Regions from separate parts of the Homo sapiens genome. Here region 1 is linked to region 2. A link is a loop called in an ENCODE intact Hi-C map of the cell type or tissue named here. Cell type or tissue: ascending aorta. All regions are shown on one strand. Each heading gives the region's core, and the rest is flanking DNA. Links, peaks and the distances in the headings are about the cores only. Region 1 overlaps ZCCHC14 (zinc finger CCHC-type containing 14). Region 2 overlaps ZCCHC14 (zinc finger CCHC-type containing 14).

Region 1 (10,776 bases), core at 2,733-5,232, 71 kb before region 2:
ACGGCGGCAAGGGCGCGCCCGGGCCGGGCGGCGCGCTGCCCACTTGCCCAGCCTGCCACAAGGTGCGTGCCCGCCCCGAGCTCTGCCCTGTACCCCAAGTCTGCATCCCCAACTCTGCACTCCAAGCCTCCAGCCTGCACCGCGACCCCCCGACCCACGCCTCCAGCCTGCACTGAGAGCTCCCACCCAGGTCTCCAACCTGCACCACGAGCCCCCAGCCCGTATCCCAAGCCCCATCCTAAGCCTCTATGTCGCACCCCAAATGTGTGCCCCACCTCTCCAAGCCTCCACCGTACATCCCAAGCCTCCGCCGTACATCCCAAGCCTCCGCCGTACATCCCAAGCCCCCATCCTAAGCCCGCACTCCTCACCCTAAGTCTGCACTTTAAGCCCCAAGACCGCACCGCGGCCCTGAGCCCACACCCTCAGTCCCCTCTGCGTGCCCCAAAGCCTCCACACCTCCGCCTCGCGCCCCTTGGGCAGGAGCGGCTGCAGGGGCCCTGGGTCCGAGGATCCGCGGGAGCGGTGCGGGAGACGTCCGCGGTCAGAGCTCACAGTCCCAGGTGCCCTCCTTTCACTTAGCCGGCTGCAAACGCGATAAGGCCTTTGTCCCCTTAATGGGGCCCTTGGGTGACAGATAACACACATTGCGGCGCCTTGGTTTCCCCAAATCTGGTATTTATTACCAGAAAAGGAAGGAGCCGTGGCCACGCCAGAAGCCGCCGGTGAGGTGAACATTGCAAGGCGCTGGGGCTTCCCCGTCTGAGCCGCTCCCTCCACACAGGTGGAGGCCCTGCTTGGGGCCTGTGTCGCTGGGGGCCTGGGCGCGGGACATGGCTGTCCGTGTGAGCTCATTTATGGACACGTGCATGCTGTATGATGTACGCGTGTGTCGCATGTGGGCATGTATATGTGCACACGTGTGTATGAATGTGCACATGCTTGTGAACGTTGTGTGTGATCGTTTTTAAGAGCCGGGCTACCTGTAACAGACAGAAAAAGACTCCCAGAGCCTTAAATGCCCGTGAAACCTATTTATTGGCGACCCTTAGAAACAAAACCCAGGCTGACTTTGAGTGGGAGGGCACCGATGCCTTAAGGAATGTTAGGTTAGGTTAAAGATCTCCGGTCTCCAAATTGAACCGGAAGGGCGTCCTGGCCATCCACTTAGCGATGTGAACTTTTGTCTAAGTGTTTCAGAACTGAAAACGCAAAGTGTCTGGGGCTCCAGCTATTTTGAACAGCCCCCTGCAATCCAGTGCCAAAATTTTGCTGCCGGAAGAGATTACTTTGACCTGGTGTGATGTGTATTTAGATTACAAACTGATTATTTTTTGGAAGGGAATAGGTTGCAGTCGGGACCAAGTCTTGCTCAGTGTCTCTTTGCAGTGTCTTTAAGCTCTTTGAAGTTAAAACTTTGATAAGACTTTGCTTTTATGAGTGGCTGAGAACACCGTCTGGTTTGCTAGGTTTTTTATGTGTGTGTTTTTAAAGCTGTCTTTCAATCGTAGATTGTGGCTTTTCTTTTTTAATGTCTTCCTGTAAGAAGTGGTTGTAGTACATACATCGGTTTTTTTAAATTGATTTTTGTGTGTGTGACATTTACCTCCAAGACTATAGTTTTCTTTTTAAGTTCGGCTCCCACCCTGTATTTCAGGCTGTGTGCTGTGCAGAGGGTCCTAGGAAATGTAGTTGTTTATAGTAATCCATGTAAGCCTTGACATGCCAGCAAATTGTCACCTATTCATGGAATCTCAGTCATTTATGGTCAGTTTCATGTGCTGTTACTCCTTTGTGTAGATTCCACCCACTAATAATTTCTATGGCTGTTGCTACAGTAACGTCATCTCTTTAAGGGGATTCTTAATGTGTGAGCACGGGTGCCTCACTTTATGCAGACAGTGGTGATTATTATTTTGATTGGGCAGTGAGCTAAATCTAGAACAAAAATGTCTTTTATAGGAGAGCCTTTCTGTGAAGCAGAAATCCCTTTGATGAGATGAAGGGGCTAATCTATTCCTCTCTGCTCACCCCTGCACCTCCCCCGCTACACCCCAGTCCCAAGGCCATGGGCGCTGAATTTACCAGCCGTGCAACCTTGGCCAGGATCCTTCTGCCCCTCAGTGTTGTCCCTGTTGCAGTGGAGGGGATGTAACCTACCTCACAGGCTTGTGTTGAGGATTACATAGGTAACATACATGAGCTTCCAGCAGAGGTGCAGTAAATGCTGCTTTCTCCTCTATGGCCTCTCCGGCTTTTAACATTCCTTTTTATAGAGGTTTGCTAACTTAAAGCAAGGCATGTTTTATAGATTGAATTATTTACATCTTGGCTATGAGCGTTTATGTGTTCTAAATTGGTTTTTGAGTAGTTACTTGGAGCTGACAATTTTTTTGTTTCATCTTTGGAAAACTGGAAGATTCTGTGACCCTTAATGAGAGGATTATTATAAGGAGTAACCTTGGGCTGTCATTTCCGTATTTCAAAACAACCGTGGTTTCTAGTTTTCCCTACATCCCTAGTGTCACTGCTAAGCTAATTTCAGCCCCATTCATTTAACTTTCGTTTCTGTTGCTGCTTCAAAGCTAAGGCTGACGTTGATGAACCCTTTATTGCTTGGAGCATGCAACTCAGATGAAATCTAGCATTTAAGTATTTTGCTTTCTTAGTTTCTAAATCTAACGTTTGGTGTATTCCTGAAAAAGCAGCCCCGTTAAAGCTGTCTGCATTCTTTTGTAAGCTGTTGTATTTTATTTTGAACTCTTTGAGCTTAGAGACTTTGTATTTTTCTTTTAGAGATACAAATGTCAATGGCTTTTTAAATTCTTTATCCAATTTGAATTTTTATTTCTTGGCCTGGCAAGGTGGCTTACGCCTGTAGTCCCGGAAGTTTGGGAGGTCAAGGTGGGCAGATCGCTTGAGCCCAGGAGTTCAACACCAGCCTGGGCAACACAGCAAAACCCTGTCTCTACAAAAAATACAAAAATTAGCCAGGAGTGGTGGCACACACTTGTAGTCCCTGCTACTTGGGAGGCCGAGGTGGGATGATTACCTGATCCCAGGAGGTAGAGGCTGTAGGTGAGGTATGATCATGCCACTGCATTCCAGCCTGGGTGACAGAGTGAGACTGTGTCTCAAAAAATTTTTTTTAAATTTATTTTAACTGTATTTTCCGAAATAGTCATTATTTGCAATTCCTTGTCCAAATCCTGTGTTTTTATTTAAAAATTCTTATTATTCTGAGGACTTCTAGAGGTGTAAAAGTGGGGGGAGTACAAAGTAGACATACCTGTATTTTACTTTCAGAAAGAAAAATACTTCCAGTAGCCACACTGATGGTAGGCTGAATTAGTTGTACTCTGCCTAGTGGCCGGTAATGCTGCTGCTTGCTGCTCCTGCAGTCGCCTGTTCCAGGGTGCCAACTGTGGGGGATAGTTGGCTTAGACTTTCCAATGCCTATTTTACGTAAATAAAAGACCATAGTTTTGGAAATAGTTAAAATAAATCCTTTGCGGCTTTTTCTTTGTGTCAGTGATAATTAATATGCTGTGGTATGTGCACATGCTTATTCTTGTTTAAAAAATAACAGCTTTATTGAAAGAGAATTCATATACTATATATACTTCACCCTTTTACAGTGAAGTCAGTGGTTTTTAGTATAGTCATATAGCTGTGCAAGCACGACCACTGCCACTGAACGTTTCCATCTCCCCAAAAAGAAACCCAGTGCCTATTAGGAGTCGCTCCCCATTCCCCCTCCCCCCAACCCTTGACCACCCCTTTTTGTCTCTATGGGTGTCTTTTTTGGACGTTGCATATAAGGGGACCACACACCGTGTGGCCCTTTGTGACTGGCTTCCTTCACTCGGTGTCGTGATGTCAGGGCCCGTCCATGCTGTGGGTGTGTCAGCACTTCCTCCTCTTTCGCTGCCGAGTGGCGTTCCCCTGTGTGAAGAGGCCGAGCTGTGCTCACGCATTCTTCAGCGGGTGGACCTTGGAGTTGCTTCACATGCTTGCTTTTGTAGACTTTTGTCTTCATGGTTAATAGGCTCTTTGTCTTCACCCCCGTGCACTGTGCCTAACACTTAGCGCATCCTCTGTGGACCGCTGGCGCACGTGTCGGTGCGGGGCTGTCCTGAGGGCTCCTGTTCCACCTGGTGGATTGCTAGGTGCCGTGTGCAGAGCTGTGTAGGTGTGGCCTCAGCCAGCCTGGGGAGCTGCAGCTGGAGGTGGCAGGGAACTCTGTGCTGTCAGTACAGAGCCTCCGGGCTGGTGCATTTGGTCAGCGACAGGTATGGGGGAGCAGGGCCTGGTGGGCAGGGGCGGGGCCCCGCCTGAGCTGCAGCTGTGAGGGCCCTGCCGTTTGTGTTTCAGCATCCTCAGGGTATGGATAATGAACTGCTTCATGGGGCTGATTTTTTTAAGGGGGTACTAAAAAAAATAACGTTTTTAAAGTTTTTGGTGCAGGAGTGTGGTGGGGTGGTGGTCTTCTTTAGGGGTAGGTTCTGTGGAACAGTTCTGGAACTCTCTGTGGCTTGCATTGTGAGTGCCTGAGGATAAGCACTGTGGAAACTTCAGATAGACACAAATACCGTGAATAAACCTGCTGAAAATGTCTGTCCAAAGATCAGCAACAGCTTTTGCTTCGTTGCTTTTCGTAAGCTGTTGAAAATCATTGCAGTTCAGAGGTGAAACATGGGATAGTTCATCCTCTGGTTATCAGGCAAAGTATAAGTGGTTTCTTTTGGTTTCTCCTTTAGCCCTAAACTCTGGGCCTATTGCAGCCAAGAGTCATCTAGCATTCCATAAGAACGGACTCTCTCTGGAGCAGCTGTTGTCACTGATGGTTAAAGGAATAGCTGTGACCTAAAAGCACTGTTTTGTCTCCATCTTTAACACTTGTTCTCCTGGGCAGCTGGGAACCGCCTGGTCTATGAACTTGTCTGTGAACTAAGTCTTCTGGCTGTCTTTGTATACATTGCTTTTTTTGTTGTTGTTGTTACATTACAGGAGATACAGGAGATAATATTCTAACACATAGTGGATCTTTTTTTATTTTTATTTTTATTTTTTGGCCAGCTGCTACAGGTCTAAAACACTGTCCTGTTTCATAGTAAAGTACAGTACATGATACGGGAATTGAGGCATACAGTCATGTGCTGCTTAAGGACACAGATACGTTCTGAGAAAAGCGTCCTCAGCTGATCTTGTTGTGTGAGCACCGCAGAGTGCACTTGCACAGACCTGGGTGGCAGAACCCGCTACACCTCTGGGCCACATTGTAGAGCCTGTTGCTCCTCGGCTGTAAACCTGTACAGCGTGTTACTGTACTGAATACCATAGGCAGTTGTAACCCAGTGGTATTTGTGTATCTAAACACAGAATAGGTACAGTAAAAATGCATTATTAGAATCTTAGAGGATCCCTGGTCCGTGTGGTCTGTCAGTGGTGGAAGCATCCTTATGCAGTGCGTGACCGTGCTGGGATGCAGTTCTGATTGCTTTCTTGGTGGTAGTATTTCTGTTGATGCCATGATGGAGCTGCAGTAGCACTGCCATCTACTGTGTAATGGCTTGGATTATGTGGTACTTTAATTACTGTCCTTTGCCCTCACATTAAATGAAGGCCATTTACTTTGACATGAGCTAGTTCACATTTGCCTCATTAGGTGAACACACATTTGAGTTTTGCTGTTTTCTACTGTGTTCTGGAGCACAGTTGTAGAAACTGGAAATTCTGTGTCATATTTGGGTATGATGAGTAATACGATGGTATCATTTGTTCAAGTGCGAAGATAACTGGAGATAGGCATCTGCGTTAGTCTTGTCACTGCAGGTGAAGCGTACTGTTTACTTAGGCTTTAGTTTACCCATTTTCTCTTTAGTCCTGTAAACTTCATCTACCTTTTGAATTAACATGCTTTTCCAACAAATCTACATGAGTCTTAAAACTTCAGAGTCCAGCTAGTAGAATAGAATAGTAAGAGGTACTCGCGCTGGGGCATCTTTGTTTGTTGAATTGATGACGAAGAAATTTTTGTTATGCTAGGAAAAATTTCTGCTTTAGTATTCTCCCCCGCCCCCCACCTTAGAGGGATTAGATTTTAGAAAAAGATTCTTCTTCTTTTTTTTTTTTTTTTTGGAAAACTGCCCGTTGGAACAGTAGTTATCTTGTTAGTTTAAGTAAGAAGTGTAGCTGCAAGTTACCTAATTAGGGTACATTATTGAAGGGCTTTTGGTTTTGGACTTTAGTCTTAACATACGCAGTTTAGAAATTAGTTTTAGCAAGGTAATTTTTTTCTCCAGTCTCTGTAGATGTTTTTATTGTAGAGAGACCTGACACATTGTAGAAACATTTCCTGTCAAAGGTAAAAAGAGATCATCCAGAACTAACAAAATAGGTTAATTCTTAGCAGTTTCTGTTTTGTTCTGGGTTAAAAGACCTGAAGCTACTTAAAGTGAGAAGACAGAAGCAAGACAGAGTATCTTTCAAATAATTGCTCTTCTAGCAGCCGTGTGTCATGTCTGATCAGGGCATGATTAAGCAGGACAGGTCTTCACATGCCGGCCACAAAGCCCTGGACCCAGCCGTTCACCCTTAGAGAGGGGCACTGTGGACCCCGCCCGCCATTCACTACGCAGCTTGCCAGTGGGGCGGGTGCTTTGCAGGCTCACAGAAAAATCATTCGCCCTTGAAATGTCTTATCTGGGCCTGGACACCTCCTTAGTTTCTCTTGTGTTTCCTTTCTGTGTAAGGCTGGTCCCTCACCGCCGGTTTGGTCACACCCCTCTGTTTCCTCAGGGTCACTTGTAGGTCAGCGTTTGAACTTTGTGATTTCTATCTCCCTCCTTCAATCCAATCTTTGACCTCTAGTATTTGCCCACCTGACCCATAAACAGAGAACCATAATGGTTCTCTGATTTGTGTTTTCAACAAAACCCCACCTTTAACACCACTCACCTCTACCAGCCAACAAAACCCCGGCTTTAACACCGCTCGTCTCTACCAGCCCCTCTTCTCTTAGTCGCTTCACCACTGAGGCCTCCCTGAGCAGCTAGCAGAAAAGGCCTTCCATCCCGCTGGCTGGCGCTGGTACCCGCGAATAGGTTGGTGTGTGTCTTTCCAGACATGTTTGTGCACATATATGTTCACATGTTCTTTCAAGACACCATATACACGCTTAGATACACGTAGGATCTTACATACATGCTGTTCTTCATGCTGTAACACAGCCATGCTTCGTGAAGTCACTCCTGCTGTCTCTAGTTCCTCACCTTCAGTTATTCCTCAGCGTCCTGTGACCTGCCTTTTGCCTCGAACCTCTTTGACAAAAACAATTTTTTCGGAAGAGTATTCAGCAATCTCTTCAGTGAAGAAAGGTTTTAAATCGGTAATGTAACCAGAGGTAGGAAATGGAAAAGTGCCAGAGGCTGCTGCATGGAAAGTCCCTTCTCCCACAGATGGCACGGAAGGGCACCCAGGACGTTTTAAGGGTCAGGCAAGGTTCTCCTTTCCCTGGGTGTTGATAACTTTTATTTCACGTGTAAAAAACATGTTTCTTACCCTCTTCCCAGCCATCCAGTTCCCCTCTTTGCAGATAGCACACTTCCTCGTAGAACCTTCCAGAGAAACCATATGTATTTACAAGTAGATACCTGATGTCCCACTGCACACACAGGTGCCTCCTGGTCTTCTCTTGGCAGTCTTTCCAGATGAGGCTTCTCTGTCAGTCCATAAAGAGCTTGTTCAGTGGCACAAATGTGTTATTTAATCAGGCCCTATAGATAACATTTTGTTCCATCGTATTATTACAAACCAGTGCACTGTCATTTACATATTATATACATATCACCTACATGTTACAGACAGCAGATGGGACCTTTCACATTCAGGTAAGTCTACCTGTGGAGTAGAAATCTGGAAGTGGAGTTGGGTCAAATGGTCTGTGCTTTTGTAATTACTTTACCTGTTGCCGAGATCTGCTTTTAGAATTCCCACAGCCACATACAAGGCCTGTTTCCCTAACCTTTAACGAGCCCAGCGAGTTAGCACTTGCTGGTTGCGGCCATACAGTTAGGTGGAGACTTGCCCTGGTGTGGTGTGGTTTTATCTTAGGAGTTGATAAAGGTTGAATATTGTTTCAAGTAAACGATTTCATTGATATTTGGTGAGTTGTTTGTCTCCTTTGCTCATCTCTGTTGAGTTGTTGGTCTTTTCTTTTTTTAATTTTTACTTTATTTGAGACAGAGTCTCACTCTGTCACCCAGGCTGGAGTGCACTGGTGTGATCTCGGTTCACTGCAACCTTTGCCTCCCGGGTTCAAGCAATTCTTCTGCCTCAGCCACCCAAGTAGCTGGGATTACAGGCACGTGCCACCAAGCCTGGCTAATTTTTTTTTTTTTTTTTTTTTTTTTTTTTTTTTTTTTGGTATTTTTAGTAGAGATGGGGTTTCACCATGTTGACCAGGCTGGTCTCAAGCTCCTGACTTCAAGAGATCCACCCACCTCGGCCTCCCAAAGTGCTGGGATTCCAGGTGTGAGCCACTGCGCCTGGCTGGGTTCTTAGTTTTTAGAAACTCCGTAAGTTTCAAGGCATTGTCTTTAGTAGGAATTGCATGTATTTGTTTTCTGGGTTTTTAATCTTGTCTTCTGACTTTGCCATGCAGTTGTTTTCTTTTCTTTTTTTTTAAATGCTATATTTATCAGTCCTTTTTGGTATGGCTTCTGGGTTTTGTGTCATAATGCATAATGTATAATGCGTTTCTCATCATACATATTATACATATGCATGTATTGTGCATACATAATACACATGACGCCCCGTACATTCTGAAGACAGTCCCCTGCAGTGTCGCCTGGTATGGAACTTGTGTCATTCTCTTTTTATATCAAACGGATCCATCTGGAATTGATTTGGTATAAGGTACAAAGTTAGTTTTATATTTTCCAGATGACAGCCCATTTGTCCCAGTGCCATCTGTTAAATAGTCTCTGCTCTCCCTCCCAGATCTGAGCTGTCTCTCGTTTACTCCCACATCTATTTGGGTTCACTTCTGGACCCTGCGTTCTGCTTCATGGATGTCTCCATCCATATGACCTCATGTTGGCCAGGTTCATTGGATACTCTTGGTTTTGTTTCTTACCTCTCGTTCGTTTTTGTGGGTTTCCTACACAGAGGAATCCCCAGGAAGGGTTTTTTTGGGGGATTTTGTTTGGGATAAATATGGCTGTGAGGCGCCTGCCCCGGATGGTGGCTTCTGCAGCCTGGGTGTGCCGGGCCGGCTGGGATCTCGCTGCCTTCGCCAGTTCTGGCACTGCTGGTTTTCCTCTTCTCTGGACATTTGTTTTCAGTTTTTCCTCTGCTTTCCTGCACTTTTGATGATGTTATTCCTCAGACTTCTCTCCTTTTTCTTCTTTGTTTTTGCTTTATAATTCGTGACCTTTTCAGCTGTGGTTTTGCCAGTCACACTGATGAGTCCAAAAAACCTAAAGGCTCAACCAGACCTCCAGCTCCCAGTGAAGGTTCCCAGTAGCTCAGTGTGGCAAAGGCAGGTTTCTGTCTTCCAACCTGCCATGGTTCCCATGTTTCCCCCAAAGTTTGCGTCTTAGAAACTTAATCCCCAGTGCGGCAGTGTTGGGACATGGGTAGGTCGGGAGGGCTCTGCCACTGCCATTACAATGAGGTAATATCCTTGTCACCGGAGAGTGGTTTTTGTGAAGGCCGGTGTGGGGCTCCTCTTGCTGGCTTGCTCTCTGGCTCTCTCGCCCTTTCCCCTTCTGCCTTCCACCATGGGATGTCCTAGCAGGAAGGCCCTAAGCAGATACAGGCTGTTGCTGTTGGACTTTGCAGCCTCCAGAACTGTAAGAAATACATTTCTTTTCTTTATAAATTACCTACTCTGTGGTATTCTGTTACAGGAACACAAAACAGACCAAGACACCAACCCTGACCTGCTCTGTCCTTCCCTTCTAATCCCTTCCAGCCAGAGGCCCAGGCCTGTCATAGAGATGCCCTTTTTTATCCCCTCCAGCTGGTTTATGACCAAGTCCTAAATATCTTTAGATTTGTCTCCAGTGACACCGTTACAGCCCCGGTTCAGTGTTCCCTCAGGGTCTCCCTTTCTTTCCCCCTGTACTTTCCTTTCTTCCTCTCCTTCCTTTCCCCTCCCGCTTACCCTTCCCCCCCCCCACCCCCCCCCCCCCCCGTTTCTCTCCCTGCCACACTTGCCATGGTGCTCACATACATGGCACACTTCTCTGGACGCAGGCTTAGATTTGAGGCAGTATGCCAGGGAAGCAGGATGGAGATTAGAATAGTCTTCAGGAAACCAGCATGGCCCCAGCCTAGCCTAACTCCACTTTGCTTCTGATTAGAAATCTGTGTTAGAATGCAAGTCAGTTGATGTCATTGTTTAAAGTCTGCAAGAAACAACTTCATAGCTGCTCCATTTTATTTTCTAATTAAATAGTTCAGAAGCATTGGTACCTTAACTCTTTTTAGAAATAACACTGATGTGCCCAACTCTGACCTTGACCTAGGTCTAGCCTCATTAACATTCCAGTCTCCTGGCCTGGGTCTGCCCGCTGTAACCCTTTTTGGTCTCCCTGGCCTGGGTCTGCCTCCATAACCCCCTCTGGTGTCACTGGCCCCCTCTTAGCCTCTGACATCAGTTCCCTTGTGTCATTGGAATGGTCCTCGTCAAATGCATGCTGCAGGAGCTTCATTTCTGGCTTACGGGTCTTGGCATGATGTGCCATGGCCTTTGTGATCTGTCCC
Region 2 (10,776 bases), core at 3,602-6,101:
GGCTTCGGGGTGGCACTTCCTCAGTGCCTTGCCCTCCCCGGCAGGAGCTGACCTCCTCCAGCACCAGAGCGCTTTTGCTTTTCCCCTTCTTCCAGGAGCAGCGGGTCTTCTTGTGACTGGTGGCAGAGGAAGGGAAGTATTGTCCCTGCCCCACTCCTAAAAACCGGGCCTTTGGTTTGGGCTCTGGGGCCAGGAGCAATTTTTGTCCCTCCTGCAACGTCTTAAGGGCTTTTCCTCAGATCCAGAGAGTGGTCCCGGGAATTGCACTAGGCCTGGTGCCCGGTCCCCAGGTGCCACCGATGGGGCTCTCTCTGGCTCCTCCTGCGGAAAGGAACTTGGAAAGAAGGGCCCACTTGCCCCGCCTGGGGCTCCGGCATTTCTGTTGGCCACGTCAGCCTGTGGCAGTGTGTCCATCGGAACCTGTCTCTCCAGACCTGCTGGTGTGGCAGCCACCAGGGCCTTGTGCCCTGGCTTGTCATGGGAGCAGGTCCCGTTTGAAATTAAGTTGACTTAGTGGCCCAGCAACTCTCAGATGGGCTCAAGGAACATTGTGATTGTGCAGATTGTCAAGCTTTTCCGGATGTAACTGTGAGAGCGATGTTCTTTTGTGACTTTCTACACCCTAAGTGGATGTGGGCCCCAGAATAGCTCTGACGGGAGGTGTAAATCATATCAGACCAGCAGGCGGCACCATGGAGCACCTGCCCCAGGTTTTCCTGCAGTAGCAGAATTCTGCTGGTGTTGGATGGGTCTGGACACACCTCCTCTACCTTGTCCTCTCTTCCAGCTATGTCAGCTCTATCCTGAAGAGAACTTGGAGAAACTCATTCCTTGCTTAGCTGGTCCGGACGCATTTTATGTGGAGCGAAACCACGTGGATCTGGACTCAGGCCTGAGGTGAGGCCCTTACCAGGCACCCGGCGCGTCCACAGCTGGCAAGGACAGGCTGGTCCTGTGGTCAATGCTGTGGTCCTCCAAGGAGCTCTGGGAGGATGCGCGGTCACCTGGACCTGGGTCTCTACTTGGCCTCTAGGGATTTCCATTAGTTCTGGAGGATTCGGGAGCCCTCAGTAAGCTGAGAGTGGTTCTGAGTGTGTGAGGAAGGGAATTCCAGGGTGGGTCCCACCACGTCTTGGGCTTTGGCAGTCCTGTGAAATAATCCTGGGCTGCTGTTTCCATCCTGTAGTCCAAGGTTGAGACTATTCCCAGATAAAATTGGCGTCTCTTAAACAGTTTCTCTGGACCCTCGATCGTGTCTTGGCTCACGTGGCACACGAAGTAACATGGCCGACCAGTTCCGTAAATGTGCTGCTGCCGGGGCCCTGGGGACCAGTGTCCAAGCACCTTTCTGGCTGGTGGGTGGCACTGATCTCATGTCACAGGGCATGACTGCTGTCGTCAACCTTGGTGGCCATGAATACAGCATTGAGAGGAAGGGCTTGAAGAAGCAGTGGCAGTCGGGCAAGAACTCAGTTGAATTAAAGCAGGAAGAATATGAGGCTCTGGCACTTCTGGCTTTTTTCCTCTAATACACATTTCTCTTGATTAAAAGTTAAATTTTTTTCTTTCAATTCGTCAGCAGGAATGCCATTTTAATGTTGATAAGACCACTTGTTTGCCTTTTAGGTACCTGGCCTCATTACCTTCTCACGTGTTGAAAAATGACCATGTCAGGAGGTTTCTCAGCACTTCCTCTCCCCCACAGCAGCTTCAGAGTCCAAGTGAGTTTGTAAAATATGGTTAAATATAAATTAAAAAAAAAAAAAACAGCTGGGCGCAGTGGCTCATGCTTGTAATCCCAGCACTTTGGGAGGCTGAGGCGGGCGGATCACCTGAGGTTGGGAGTTCAAGACCAGCCTGACCAACATGGAAAAACCCTGTCTCTACTAAAAATACAAAATTAGGCTGGGCGCAGTGGCTCACGCCTATAATCCCAATACTTTGGGAGGCTGAGGCGGGTGGATCACGAGGTCAGGAGTTCAAGACCAGCCCGGCCAATATGGTGAAACCCCGTGTCTACTAAAAATACAAAAAAATTAGCCAGGCGTGGTGATGCATGCCTGCAGTCCCCGCTACTTGGGAGGCTGAGGCAGAAGAATCACTTGAACCCGGGAGGCGGTGGTTGCAGTGAGCCGAGATTGCACCACTGCACTCCAGCATGGTTGACAGAGCAAGTCTCCATCTCCAAAATAAAATAAAAATACAAAATTAGCCGGGCGTGGTGGCAGGCTCCTGTAATCCCAGCTACTCAGTAGGCTGAGGCAGGAGAATCACTTGAACCCGGGAGGCGGTGGTTGCAGTGAGCCGAGATTGCCCCACTGCACTCCAGCATGGTTGACAGAGCAAGACTCCATCTCCAAAATAAAATAAAAATATAAAATTAGCCGGGCGTGGTGGCAGTCGCCTGTAGTCCCAGCTACTCGGGAGGCTGAGGCAGGAGAATCACTTGAACCCGGGAGGCAGAGGTTGCAGTGAGCCGAGATCGCACCATTGCTCTCCAGCCTGGGCAACAAGAGCAAAACACCGTCTCAAAAAATAATAAAATAAAACAAATATTTTCATTGTCTGTAAATTTTTATGGTATTTATTTTTAAATTTATAGGTCCTGGCAATCCCTCCCTTTCTAAAGTAGGTACCGTGATGGGCGTGTCTGGAAGGTGAGAAATCTTCTATGTAACCAGCACAGTTCAGATAAGCATTTTACAATGTTTACTTTGAGTTCTGTGTAAAGTTGTTCCAAGAATTAAGTCATGCTCAAGTTGAGTCTTGGATGATATTGAGAAGAATTGAGTAGAGATGATTGAATTTACGATTTCCAAAAAAAGAGTTCTCTAAGCCACTGGAATCAGAATTCCCAGGGACTCCTCCCCAGTGCAAGGTCCTGGGCCCCATCATAGACGTAGAAAGTCAGAATTTCCGAGAATCTGGCTGTGAGAAACCTGCTCCCAGAAGCATAGGGTCGTGCTCCTGAGGAGCGTCCTCTGTCCGCACGGGCCCTGGGTAGCTGCAGTCGTATGCCGGCAACACAGAGGCTCCCATCTTTGCTGACAGTGAGGTGGGCTGTCACAGATCAGTGCACACGCACCCCCATAGGGAGTCTCGTGGAGATGTTGTCTGGGCGCGAGGTTTCGAGGCGTAGACTGGCATCCTCCTGGTGTCGGGGTAGGGTAAGCGCCCAGTCAGCAGGTGTGACTTTGCAGTTAAGGAGCAAGGCCAGAGTGGAGTGCCGGTCACACCTTCCAGCCTTCTGCGTTTTACTTTTCTAGAAAAATTGTATTTGAACATTAAAGATTTAATAGTCTATTTTGATGTATGATTTATCAGTGTCATTCTGTGACTTAGAAGTAACAGAAATACCTATCGGAGTAGCATGTTTTTAAAAAATACAAGTAACAGAAACTTGGCAGCTAAAGCAGAAGTCTGGTGGGGACAGAGACGTACACATACATAATACACATACGTACACACAAGTAGACGCATACTCCGAAGCACGGGCAGAGGCATGTGTGTGTATATGCACAGCCGCCTGTATGCACACGTGTGCACAGACATGCATTACAGAAATCTTAGCTGCAGAAAGGTGGTTGGGGAGGGAGGGCAGTCATAGCACAGCAGTGTTGGCAGTTCAGGGTGGCCTGTGACAACAGGGCCGGCCAAGAGGCAGAGGCTGGCACAGAAAGGCCTGGAAGTGAGGTCTGTGGTGGAGTCTGTGGTTGTGGAAGCCACAGTCTCTCTGTGTCCCTCCTGCCCCTGTCCCACAGGCCTGTGTGTGGAGTGGCTGGTATCCCGTCCTCGCAGAGCGGAGCCCAGCACCACGGGCAGCACCCGGCCGGCTCCGCCGCCCCCTTGCCTCACTGCTCCCATGCGGGCAGCGCGGGCTCAGCCCTGGCCTACCGGACCCAGATGGACACATCACCTGCCATCCTCATGCCTTCCAGTCTGCAGACCCCTCAGACCCAGGAGCAGAATGGGATTCTAGACTGGCTTAGGAAACTGCGTTTGCACAAGTATTACCCCGTCTTTAAGCAGCTCTCCATGGAGAAGGTATGTCGGTTTTCTGGCTGGCCGTACAGAATTGCTAGATTGTTTACTCAAGACCTCCCTGGGGGCATTGAGTTTCCAAACCAACACAAGGTGGATGAAGTACGGAGGCCGAGGCGCAGCGCCTGTTCTTAAGGGAGACGGTGGGCTTTGCGGAGGCCGCCTGCAGCTGCAGCCAGCCACAAACAGGACATGTTGTAAACAAACAGCTTGTCTAGGGGCTTCAAGACCTTCACAAACTAGATGCTCTGCGTGACGGGAGGGACAGTCCGTCCCCAGAGCCCTGCTGTGGACAGAAATCCTGAGCTCTGGCACGGTGCCCCTTTTAGACATTTCTCGGCGTAGCTGGCGCAGACACTGCGGCGGGCCAGATCTAGAGGAATGGGTGCATTTTACATCTTCCAAGCAGTCGTACCTAGAGAATTCTTATGAGGAACATTTTTTCACTGTTAAAAAAATTCAGAAATTTCTTAAGTCTTGATGTCAGTGATAAAACTAGATTAAACCCATACAAGGTATTTGAGCTCTGGACTCCCTCTGCTGGGCAAACCGGCTTGGTGGCTTTTATCTATGTAAAAATTTCATTTCTCGAAAAATCTACAATTGAACCTAGAAATCAAGCTTTTACTACATAGTTAAATCCAAATTGTAAGTATATTTGTAATACCCTTTGTTTAGGATTTGTGAATGTTTTTTTCTTTTTTTGAGATGGAGAGTCTTGCACTGCCACCTGGGCTGGAGTGCAATGGTATGGTCTCGGCTCCCTGCAACCTCTGCCTCCCGGGTTCAAGCGATTCTCCTGCCTCAGCCTCCTGAATAGCTGGGATTACAGGTGCCCACCAGCATACCTGGCTAATATTTTGTATTTTTAGTAGAATCAGGGTTTCCCTATGTTGGCCAGGCTAGTCTCGAACTCCTGACTCATGATCTGCCCACCTCGGTCTCCCAAAGTGCTGGGATTACAGGCATGAGCCACCGCGCCTGGCCAAGGATTTGTGAATCTTAAAAAGCAGAGATTTTACTAACCTTGTTCATAATTAGTTTTAAATGTTTTATTCTTACGTTTGCATTGAGATGGCCTAAATCACAAATCATGTTAGGAAATAACATGAAAATTAGAGGCTGGTGTGTTTGCGTAGCACCAGCCTACACAATGGAGTAGCCACACAACCATTCAGCGTGGATGGCATCTGCTTTTCTGCATCACTTGCTACCTGACAAAGTTGCTGTCATCCCTGGCCAGGTGCGGTGGCTCACGCCTGTAATCCCAGCACTTTGGGAGGCCGAGGCAGGTGGATCATCTGAGGTCAGGAGTTGAAGACCAGCCTGGCCAAGATGGTGAAACCCCGTCTCTACTAAAAATACAAAAATTAGCTGGGCATGGTGGTGGGTGCCTGTAATCCCAGCTACTCGGGAGGCTGAGGCAGAGAATTACTTGAACCCGGGAGGTGGAGGTTGCAGTGAGCCGAGATCGCACCACTGCACTCCAGCCTAGGTGACAGAGTGAAACTCCGTCTCAAAAAACAAAAAAACAAACAAACAAAAACAAAATAAGAGCGAGATTTTTGTCTCAAAAAAAGGAAGAAAAAGACGACCATCCCGCAGAGGGTGATGAGTTCTGAAGGGATGGCACTGTGATGGGGCCGTCCTGGGGAGGGTGGGGGTGGCACGCTATCATAACTTGCATCTCCACGGTGATTCAAACTGTGACTTATGCAAGACGTTTTCTTTAGTCACCTGCCCCAAAGCATGTACCTGCTGGTATTTACTCACAGAGCAGAGGGCAAGTGGGCACCTTTGGCAGAGCCGCCAGCCTGTGAGGTGGTGCACCCATCCACACAGCCTGCACAGAAGGTGCCCTGGAGGAGCCGGGGACACTCTTGCTCAGAACTGCGTCTCGGAGTTGAACCGTTGACACCAAGTCATTTAGCAAGTAAAGGGTCTAGGATTTCCCAGCTTGTAATTGCTGAGTTCAGCTGGATCTGTTTGCATATCCCAGAGGCAGAATAAATGTACTGAATTCAACTCCAAGTTCTTTGTTCTCAGAGTCCTACTTATGTCTCCGTAACTTTGTAATTTGTTTTTTCTGTGAAAGTTTTTGAGCCTTACTGAAGAAGATCTGAATAAATTTGAGTCTCTTACCATGGGGGCAAAGAAGAAGCTCAAGACCCAGCTGGAGCTGGAAAAGTGAGTGTGAAGTGGGTTTTGAAACCTGTGTTTATTTCCATTTCTCGTGTGCCGAATGGAGTGCTGAGGCTTCCAGTGCTAAATACTAGTGATTGGATTAGTTCCTGTTGCTTATCCAGTCCTTAGCCATGCTTTTATTTATTTTTATTTATTTATTTTTTGAGACGGATTATTTTTATTTATTTATTTTTTGAGACGGAGTCTCGCTCTGTCGTGCCCAGGCTGGAGTGCAGTGGTGCAATCTCGGCTCACTGCAACCTCTGCCTCTCAGGTTCAAGCGATTCTCCTGCCTCAGTCTCCCAAGTACCTGGGATTACAGGCACCCGCCACCACGCCTGGCTAATTTTTTGTATTTTTAGAAGAGACCGGGTTTTACCATATTGGCCAAGCTGATCTCAAACTCTGGACCTCAGGCGATCTGCCCGCCTGGGCCTCCCAAAGTGCTGGGATTACAGGCCTGAGCCACCGCGCCTGGCCTAGTCATGCTTTTAAAGTTCTACAAATGTGTCTTAGGTTTGACAGGAAAGGACCTTTATAGTAAATTTGACCAATCAGAATGAGTTCCTTGCCTTAATGCTCTGGGGGGAATTTCCCTGTGGTGTGGAGTAGACCCATCTCGAAGTCGCCCTGTATCAAAGCCGCCCTGTGGTGTGGAGTAGACCCGTCTTGAAGCCGCATGTGAGGCAGCACCAGTAGGCAGTGCTCACTTGTTCCTGTGCTTGATTATTTCACAGGGAGAAGTCAGAGAGACGGTGCCTGAACCCCTCGGCCCCGCCGCTGGTCACCAGCAGTGGTGTGGCTCGAGTGCCCCCCACCAGCCACGTCGGGCCCGTGCAGTCGGGGCGGGGCAGCCATGCAGCAGGTGAACAAGGGTGTGTCGGGCAGATGGGTTACTCATACACAGAGAGGGCCCGTGTGTCGGGCAGATGGGTTACTCATACACAGAGAGGGCCCGTGTGTCGGGCAGATGGGTTACTCGTACACAGAGAGGGCCCGTGTGCCGGGCAGGTGGGTTACTCGTACACAGAGAGGGCCGGTGTGCCGGGCAGGTGGGTTACTCGTACACAGAGAGGGCCCGTGTGCCGGGCAGGTGGGTTACTCGTACACAGAGAGGGCCCGTGTGCCGGGCAGGTGGGTTACTCGTACACAGAGAGGGCCGGTGTGCCGGGCAGGTCGGTTACGCAGACACAGAGAGGGCCTTGTGTTCTGTTTGATCATTAGATTTCAAATCACACCTATTTGATTTTTACATTTTTAAATCTTTATACTCATTTTCCATTAACTATTATAGTCTCTGCCATAAGAAAATCGAAGGGACAGTTGGCTTAGGAGCTAGAGGGCAGTCACCTCCCTGAAGTTGCTTGGGCAAAATGATCAGGTCCAGAAACTGCCACAGTGAGAGCGAGCGCGTGGGGGTGAGCAGAAATGAGATGGGAGTAGCCTGCGCCCACCCCCCACCCCAGGACTGGTGCCCAGAGGCCACGTTTTAAGTCAGTGCCTTTAATGTTGACCCATCAGTGACATGGTTCTCCATGGACCTTCCTGCTTTGGGGGACCCTCAGTCTCAGCGATTTGGTTTTCATCCTCCCCTCTCAGAAAGGGCGGGACACCTGGCGCGCTTGCTCCGTTGTCTCACAAGAGGAGCCGGGTTTTCTTCACAATAGAAATCGGAGGAGCAGTAGCTCAGGAGGGAAAAAAAAAAACCTGGCAGGATGGATTTTAAGTGGTGATTTGACTGAAAAGATCTCCGTGACTCGGCCGGCCTCGTGAGATGGGGTGCGGTGTAGTGTTGTGATAGTTCCTGGGGGTGCGCTGGGGGTGCCCTTCACAGGGCATTGTTCTGGGGTTGATGGCGGGGGCCGGCAGGGCCCTGGCTGAGCGGGTGTTGAGCATCGCTGCCATTTGAATCTCTGCTGCATCCGTCACCGTGCGGCCTGGGCCGGCGTGTTCGTTTTCTGACTCTCAGAGCCCTGCGTTTCCCTGGAAGGAGCACCTGCCGACAGTGCGATGCAGGGGCACGGGGCGGGCTGAGCCTGCAGGGGCGCTAGTTGATGGCTGCTCCTCTGTCCCTTTTCTGCAGAGCTGCGGGTGGAAGTGGAGCAGCCCCATCACCAGCTGCCCCGGGAAGGCAGTTCCTCGGAGTACTCCAGCTCCTCCTCCAGCCCCATGGGGGTACAGGCCCGGGAAGAGAGCTCCGACAGCGCTGAGGAGAATGACAGACGTAAGGGCACGTGCGCGGCGCTGGCTCGACCTGGCCCAGCTGTGGAATGGCACTGACCACTCTTGTTTCCCTCTCTAGGTGTGGAGATTCACTTGGAGAGCTCTGACAAGGAGAAGCCGGTGATGCTGCTGAATCACTTCACTTCCAGTTCCGCCAGACCCACGGCCCAGGTTCTCCCTGTGCAGAATGAGGCCAGCTCCAATCCATCAGGCCACCACCCCCTGCCCCCGCAGATGCTGAGCGCAGCCTCACACATCACACCCATCCGCATGCTGAATTCCGTGCACAAGCCGGAAAGAGGGAGCGCGGACATGAAGCTCCTCTCGTCTTCTGTGCACTCACTTTTGTCTCTAGAAGAAAGGAATAAAGGATCTGGACCAAGAAGCAGCATGAAAGTGGACAAGAGCTTTGGCAGCGCCATGATGGACGTGCTGCCCGCGTCCGCACCCCACCAGCCTGTGCAGGTCCTCTCTGGGCTTTCGGAGAGCAGCTCCATGTCACCCACAGTCTCCTTTGGTCCCCGGACCAAAGTCGTGCATGCATCCACGCTGGACAGGGTGCTGAAGACAGCACAGCAACCGGCCCTGGTCGTGGAGACCAGCACGGCCGCCACGGGGACGCCCAGCACAGTCCTCCACGCCGCCCGTCCGCCCATCAAACTGCTGCTGTCGTCATCTGTTCCTGCTGATTCTGCCATTTCTGGGCAAACTTCCTGTCCTAATAATGTGCAAATAAGTGTGCCCCCTGCAATAATAAACCCCCGGACTGCTCTGTACACAGCCAACACCAAAGTTGCCTTTTCTGCAATGAGCAGTATGCCAGTGGGCCCCCTGCAGGGTGGCTTCTGTGCAAACAGCAACACTGCCTCTCCCAGCAGCCACCCCTCCACGTCCTTTGCCAACATGGCCACGTTGCCCAGCTGCCCAGCCCCCAGCTCCAGCCCGGCGCTGTCCTCCGTCCCTGAAAGCAGTTTCTATAGCAGCAGTGGCGGTGGCGGCTCCACAGGAAACATTCCTGCCTCGAATCCGAACCACCACCACCACCACCACCATCAGCAGCCCCCGGCACCCCCGCAGCCCGCCCCACCCCCGCCAGGCTGCATTGTGTGCACGTCCTGTGGCTGCAGCGGCAGCTGCGGCTCGAGTGGCCTGACTGTCAGCTACGCCAACTACTTCCAGCACCCGTTCTCCGGTCCGTCCGTGTTCACCTTCCCCTTCTTGCCCTTCAGTCCCATGTGCAGCAGCGGCTACGTCAGCGCCCAGCAGTACGGCGGCGGCTCCACCTTCCCCGTCGTGCACGCCCCTTACAGCAGCAGCGGGACCCCAGACCCTGTCCTGAGTGGGCAGTCCACGTTTGCCGTGCCACCCATGCAGAACTTCATGGCAGGGACAGCAGGGGTGTACCAGACCCAAGGACTGGTGGGCAGTAGCAATGGTTCCAGTCACAAAAAGAGCGGGAACCTATCTTGTTACAACTGCGGGGCCACTGGTCACCGCGCCCAGGACTGCAAACAGCCGTCCATGGACTTCAACCGGCCAGGTAAGCGCGCGCCATGGCCGCGCCCACCAGGCTCCCGCAGGACCAGTGCACACAAATGCTTGGTTTTTATGAAGAGTAAACTTCTTTCTTTGTAAAGCAAATAATTTTTCGAATGCTCTTTGAAAGCGCGTGGAAATCTTCATGATAGGCCGTGAGGTCCCCAGAAGGACTGCTGTTGGGTCTAAAACGGCCATGATGATTTCAGACAGCCTCTGGTTCTAGAAGGTGCTTAGCCAGTGTGGACAGGGCCTCCCTGGACTGCCGTGTCCTGATTCGAGCCCAGAGAGGCACGTGTGAGGGATTCAGTGCTGCCCCCTGGCTTAACACTGGGGCCCTCAGGCTGTGGCGCATCGGCATTCCGGACCCTCTGGGGTGGGGCTCGCTGTCCCCTCTGCCCCTCCCTGCCGGCGCGGCTGTGGGTGTGGGGGGCTGTCACCCCTCAGCCATGCTGCATCTTCCGTTCCCTCCTGTTTTATCTCCGCTATTTTTTTGTCTCCTTTAGTCAAATCCCAGTGGATGTCTGATGTAGTTGTAATAGGGTTCTTCTTGCTGTCTGTTTTGGAAACGGGGGACTGGGAAGGTGGGTCCCAACTCTGACAACTCATGGTGCCACCTTGCCAAAGTCACTTGATCTCTGCAGACTTCCAGTTGCTTCTAAGGGTTGCACTAGATCTGTGATTCTCAGACCTGCCTGTAACATCACGTTCACCTGGAGAGTTTTTAGAAACACGCCTGCTGACTCAGCAGGCCTGCAGGCAAGGTGGGTTGACAGGCGCTCTGCCATGCGG

Evidence for each region. A loop is a pair of places that touch in the nucleus more often than their neighbours do. Peaks named below come from ENCODE experiments on the same cell type or tissue, not always from the same donor. Only the 100,000 strongest peaks of a DNase experiment are listed, where the experiment ranks them.
Region 1: it touches region 2 in a loop (2.8-fold over the local background); 21 of 110 quality-filtered maps call a loop at or near these places.

Annotation. Positions count from the first base shown.
Region 1 is chr16:87,480,955-87,491,730 of GRCh38, reverse strand. ZCCHC14 (zinc finger CCHC-type containing 14) reads left to right here. Exons shown (of 13, transcript NM_015144.3): 1 at 1-62. Among named protein-coding and RNA genes, the nearest start is that of ZCCHC14, 6.7 kb to the left of the region's middle. In ascending aorta, for the core only: no CTCF peak of the experiment used is centred there; a DNase peak (open chromatin) is centred at 3,907; H3K4me3 peaks cover 885 bases; H3K27ac peaks cover 1,019 bases.
Region 2 is chr16:87,410,728-87,421,503 of GRCh38, reverse strand. It overlaps ZCCHC14 (zinc finger CCHC-type containing 14), which reads left to right. Exons shown (of 13, transcript NM_015144.3): 5 at 788-897; 6 at 1,627-1,721; 7 at 2,603-2,657; 8 at 3,762-4,044; 9 at 6,137-6,228; 10 at 6,963-7,090; 11 at 8,309-8,449; 12 at 8,528-9,988. Among named protein-coding and RNA genes, the nearest start is that of MAP1LC3B, 24 kb to the right of the region's middle. In ascending aorta, for the core only: a CTCF peak has its summit at 4,587 (motif pointing left); a DNase peak (open chromatin) is centred at 4,568.